2 separate regions of the Homo sapiens genome follow, and region 2 is linked to region 1. A link is an interaction called in ENCODE POLR2A ChIA-PET data of the cell type or tissue named here. Cell type or tissue: PC-3. All regions are shown on one strand.

Region 1 (2,500 bases):
CCATGCAAGACATTGGACTTTGTATATTTGATTTCACTTAATCCTCAAAACAACCCAAGAGGTAGGGACAGTTATTATCTGAATTTCCACACATGGAAGTGATGGCTCAGGTGAATTCACTTGCCAAAGGCCACACAGCCAAGTACCCCACACAATCCAAGAACACAGGAGGTACTTAATAAATGCTGGTTAAAGCTGAATGCATAGGTCAATTGCCCACTAAGATGTCATCATCCCTTGACTGCCATAACCTTTAGGAACAGCTAACTTGGTTCTATTTTCAAGGGAGCACCATTTAAGATACTTGAGGGTGGTTTTTTCACCTCCTATAAAACTTGTACTGTGGCCGGGTGCAGTGGCTCATGCCTGTAATCCCAGCATTTTGGGAGGCCGAGGCGGGCAGATTACCTGAGGTCAGGAGTTTGAGACTATCCTGGCCAACATGGTGAAACCCCGTCTCTACTAAAAATACAAAAATTAGCTGGGTGTGGTGACGTGCACTGTAATCCTAGCTACTGGGGAGGGTGAGGCAGGAGAATCACTTGAATCCAGGAGGCGGAGTTTGCAGTGAGCCAAGATCATGCCATTGCACTCCAGCCTGGGAGACAAGAGCAAAACTCCATCTCAAAAACAAAACAAAACAAAACAAATCTTGTACCGTGTCCGCATCCACATGTTTTAGGGGAGGAAACCAGAGCTACAAGGCAATTTATTTCAACAGAGAAATTCCCCCCTCTTCTTTGCTAATGGCTACAGATAAAGCTACAGACCCAGCGTCATCAACAAAAGTAGCAATTGACATTTGTTGAGCACAGAGAATGCAGCAGGGCTGAGCTGCAAGCTTTTATCTGCATCACCTCACTGCGTCCTCAATGCCACCATCTAAGGAAGATGCAGGTATTGTTGCAGTGTTCCTGTTACAGAGAGCCACGGAGGTCAGGCCAGTAGCTGCCTGATGTCACAGAGCAAGCTGGAGGCAGGATGGCATCAGCATTCCAATCTGCCCTTTCCAGAGCCCTAGAGAGCAGGGTGCTCCTTCAGACCCCAGGCCTTGTCTCTAGCCCTTCCTAAGTCATCTCACTTCTCCCTACTTCTCACCTTCTGCCTTGGGTCCAACCTACTCCTAGGCTATGAAGCCATCCACCAGCCTTACCTAGGCACAGGCCAATGCACTGCTGCCTGGGACAACAGGTCACTGCAGGTGATGGGTTTACGTCCCTTGAAAATCAGTCTGAACTCTTGAAGTCCACGGGCTTTCAGACAGACCCAGGAGAGACCAGTGGCATGACCCTGGCCAAGTGGCTTCTGCACAGCACGTGGGCTCCCAACAAATACCCTGCCTTCCTTTTGCTCTTTCAGAGCCTTCGTGGGGCGGGGGGTGGTGGAGGCGGGAAGGTGGGGCGGTATGTAGTGGTGGTTTCACCCTAAGTTCTGAGCACAATGCTGGCTTTGTGACTTACCCAAGCTGTGCGGCCTTTGCTAGGCCCAGGCACCTCTCTGAATTCTATCTCCTCCCTTTTTACAAGGGACGGGACAACTCATAGCTTAGAAAGTTGTAATAAAAATCAAAGGAAGTCATCCATGGAAATTCCTCACACATGATGTGTCTAGCACACTGTAAACGTGGACCAATGCCTTATACATAGTAGAGGAATGTTAAATATCTGTGCAGAAACCCTTGGGACAGGAGTGCATTTGGGGGTGGGGGTTGGAGTTTTCTTAGAGACAGGGTCCTGCTCCGCCACCCAGGCAGGAGTGCAGTGGCATGATCATAGCTCACTGCAGCCTCAAACACCTAGGCTCAAGAGATCCTCCAGCCTTGGCCTCCTGAATAGCTGGGACTACAGGCACACACGACCAAGCCCAGCTGATTTTTTTATTCTTTGTAGAGAAGTGGTCTTGCTATGTTGCCCAGGCTAGTCTTGAACTTCAGCCTCAAGCAATCTTCCTGTCACTCAAGCAAGCCTCCCAAGTCACTGGGATTACAAGTATGAGCCATTGTGCCTGGCCAGGGGTGCATTTTAAATCCTCTTTTTCCACATTCAGTGGCATCATGAATATTCAGAAAAGACCACCGGACACTAAGTCCTTCCTTCATGAAGAAATCTACAAGCTCTTTCATCTCAACCTATTTTGAACCCACCTTGATGTCATAATTCCCCTACCGTGATTTCCCAAAAAATCACAGTATCTTGTCTTAGAACCGGCAACACCTGGCGGGGCACTTTGGGAGGCCGAGGCAGGCGGATCGCTTGAGCCCAGGAGTTCAATACCAGCCTGGGCAACATGGTGAAACCCTGTCTGTACAAAAAAAAAAATTTTCATTAAAAAAATTAGCCAGGTATGGTGGCATACCCCTATAGTTCCAACTACTCTGGGGGCTGAGGGAGGAGGACGGCTTGAGCCTGGCAGGCAAAGGTTGCAGTGAGCCAAGATCAGGCTACTGCACTCAAGCCTGGGCAAGAGAGTGAGACCCTGTCTCAAAAAAAATAAAAAAAAA
Region 2 (2,500 bases), 110 kb before region 1:
TTAAGTAGATGTCTGCTGAAATTATGCATCTCATGGCCATCCACTGGTACCACCCTTTAAGCAGAGGGAGGTGGGGCAGTTCTTAGAAAAGACTAACATCGGTAGCCGTAAGATGGGGGATCTATTAGTTAGACCAGCAATGTCCAAAAGAACTCTTTATGATAATGGAAATGTTTTATATCTGTGCTGTCCAATATGGCAGCCACCAGCCATATATGGTTATTGAGCACATGAAATACAGCTAGCGCAACTGAAGAATTAAATGTGTAATTCCATTTAATTTTATTTTTTTTTAACATTTTTTTAAGGGTCTCGCTATGTTGCCCAAGTTGGTCTCAAACTGGGTTCAAGTGATCCTCCCGCCTCGTTCTCCTAAGTAGCTGGGACTACAGTTGCATGCCACTACACACTAATTTTAATTCTTTTAAATTTAAATAATTAACACCTATAGCTAGTGGCTACCATATTAGACAATGCAGGCCTAGACATTTCTGCAGGTGGGGGAACCCTAGATGACCTACATCCAAACAGCTTGAGGATATCAGATGTGTGTGAATCAGAGCAACTCCATCTTGAAGAGGAGCTGGGTAAAATGAGGCTGAAACCTACTGGGCGGCATTCCCGGACAGCTAAGGCATTCTAAGTCACAGGATGAGATAGAAGGTCAGCACAAGATACAGGCATCAAGACCTTGCTGATAAAACAGGATGCAGTAAACAAGTTGGCCAAAACCCATCAAAACCAAGATGGCCACAAGAGTGACCTCTAGTCGTCCTCACTGCTACACTCCCACCAGCATCGTGACAGTTTACAAATGCCATGACAACGTCAGAAAGTTACCCTATATGGTCTAAAAAGAAGAGGCATGAATAATCCACCCCTTGTTTAGCATGTAATCAAGAAATAACCATAAAAATGGGCAACCAGTAGCCCTCAGGGCTGCTCTGTCTATGGAGTAGCCATTCTTTCATTCCTTTACTTTTCTAATAAACTTGCTTTCACTTTACTGTATGGATTCACCCTGAATTCTTTCTTGCCCGAGATCTAAGAACCCTCTCTTGGGGTCTGGATCAGGACCCCTTTCCTGTAACAAGGGGACATGGAAGTAGTGAGTCAGAGGAGGCAATGCAGATACTCCCCACTCCATCCCAGATCTCTCCATACCAAGAGAGTGCGAGAAGTATCCCGTATTCCCATGGCTGCAAGGGAAAGCCTGAGGGCCAGTGGATGGCAGGAGTTCTCTATGTCTAGGTGACCACCAGAAAAAGGACCAAAGGGGTGCCATTCAGGAAGTCAATGAGACCAGGCTGCCCCTCAGTGGCAGGGGAGGTTATCAGGATGACCCTGAAGGCAGGCCAGAGGAATCCATCCTCACCATTCACAAAGAGATCACTCACAACCGAAGAATCAAACCAAACCACACCAACACCAGGGAGACCTTCTCTGCTTTAAGCTCTTCCAGCCAAAAGTGAATAAATCTGCCCAAGTTGTCACTAAAAATGGAAAAGAAGACATTCCACGTATCTTAATTAAACTAAAAGTAAACTGCTTTCTTCATTTTATACTTCCATGAGTTTAGATTTTTCAACCAACCCATCACAACAGTTCCCAAGCATGATATACCTGTATAAGTCACTGAATTTAAGCCTCACAACAACCGTAAGAGGTAGATATTATCAACTCCATTTTACAGAGGAATAAACTGAGGCTCAGAAAATGAATGAATCATCCATGATCTCACAGATAAGTGACAAGGCTGGAATGGGAACTCGTATCTTTCTCACTCCAAAATTTTCTTGGATATTGCTAGGCCATCTTTTGGACAATAAAATCATCATTAAAAAAAATAAAAGCTCAAAAAATGCAAGTAAAAAAGTAAAAATTGGTGAAATCCAAATAAGATCTGTACCTAAGTCAACAGTATTGTACCAATGTCAATTTCATACTGTGGTTATGTAAGATACTGTCACTGGGGGAAAGTTGGGGGGAGGATACAAGGAGCATCTGCACTATTTCTTGTGAGTCTTCAACCATTTCATAATATCATTTTTTAAAAAAATCTAATACGGGATTTTTGAAGTTATGCAAATAACATTTATTGTGTATTTCTCACATCAAAGTACTAGTATAGATATCAAGAAAATCTCACATTTTGATAAGTATTTTAAACTCAAGCTGTCTTTAAATCCTGTTCTTACTATTTATTTCAATTTACTCTTTAAAACATAATATGTTTTAAAGATAGGGTTAAATATATATCTTTCGGGCTGGGCGTAGTGGCTCACGCCTGTAATCTCAGCATTTTGGGAGACTGAGGTGGGCGAATCACTTGAGGTCAGGAGTTCGAGACCAGCCTGGCCAACATGGTGAAACCCCGTCTCTACCAAACAATACAAAAATTAGCCAGGCATGGTGGTGTGTGCCTGCAGTCCCAACTACTTAGGAGGCTTACGTGGGAGAATTGCTTGAATTTGGGAGGTGGAAGTTGCAGTGAGCTGAG

Evidence for each region. ChIA-PET counts read pairs that join two places held together with the same protein. Peaks named below come from ENCODE experiments on the same cell type or tissue, not always from the same donor. Only the 100,000 strongest peaks of a DNase experiment are listed, where the experiment ranks them.
Region 2: POLR2A ChIA-PET joins it to region 1 with 5 read pairs; 2 of 35 experiments call an interaction of 5 or more read pairs at or near these places.

Annotation. Positions count from the first base shown.
Region 1 is chr12:117,831,659-117,834,158 of GRCh38, forward strand. All of the region lies in intron 3 of KSR2 (kinase suppressor of ras 2), which reads right to left. It overlaps LOC105370011 (a long non-coding RNA gene), which reads left to right and starts at 1,108. Exons shown (of 3, transcript XR_945403.3): 1 at 1,108-1,191. In PC-3, no CTCF peak of the experiment used is centred here; a DNase peak (open chromatin) is centred at 1,553; H3K27ac peaks cover 1,590 bases.
Region 2 is chr12:117,721,760-117,724,259 of GRCh38, forward strand. All of the region lies in intron 4 of KSR2 (kinase suppressor of ras 2), which reads right to left. Among named protein-coding and RNA genes, the nearest start is that of KSR2, 250 kb to the right of the region's middle. In PC-3, no CTCF peak of the experiment used is centred here; no DNase peak of the experiment used is centred here.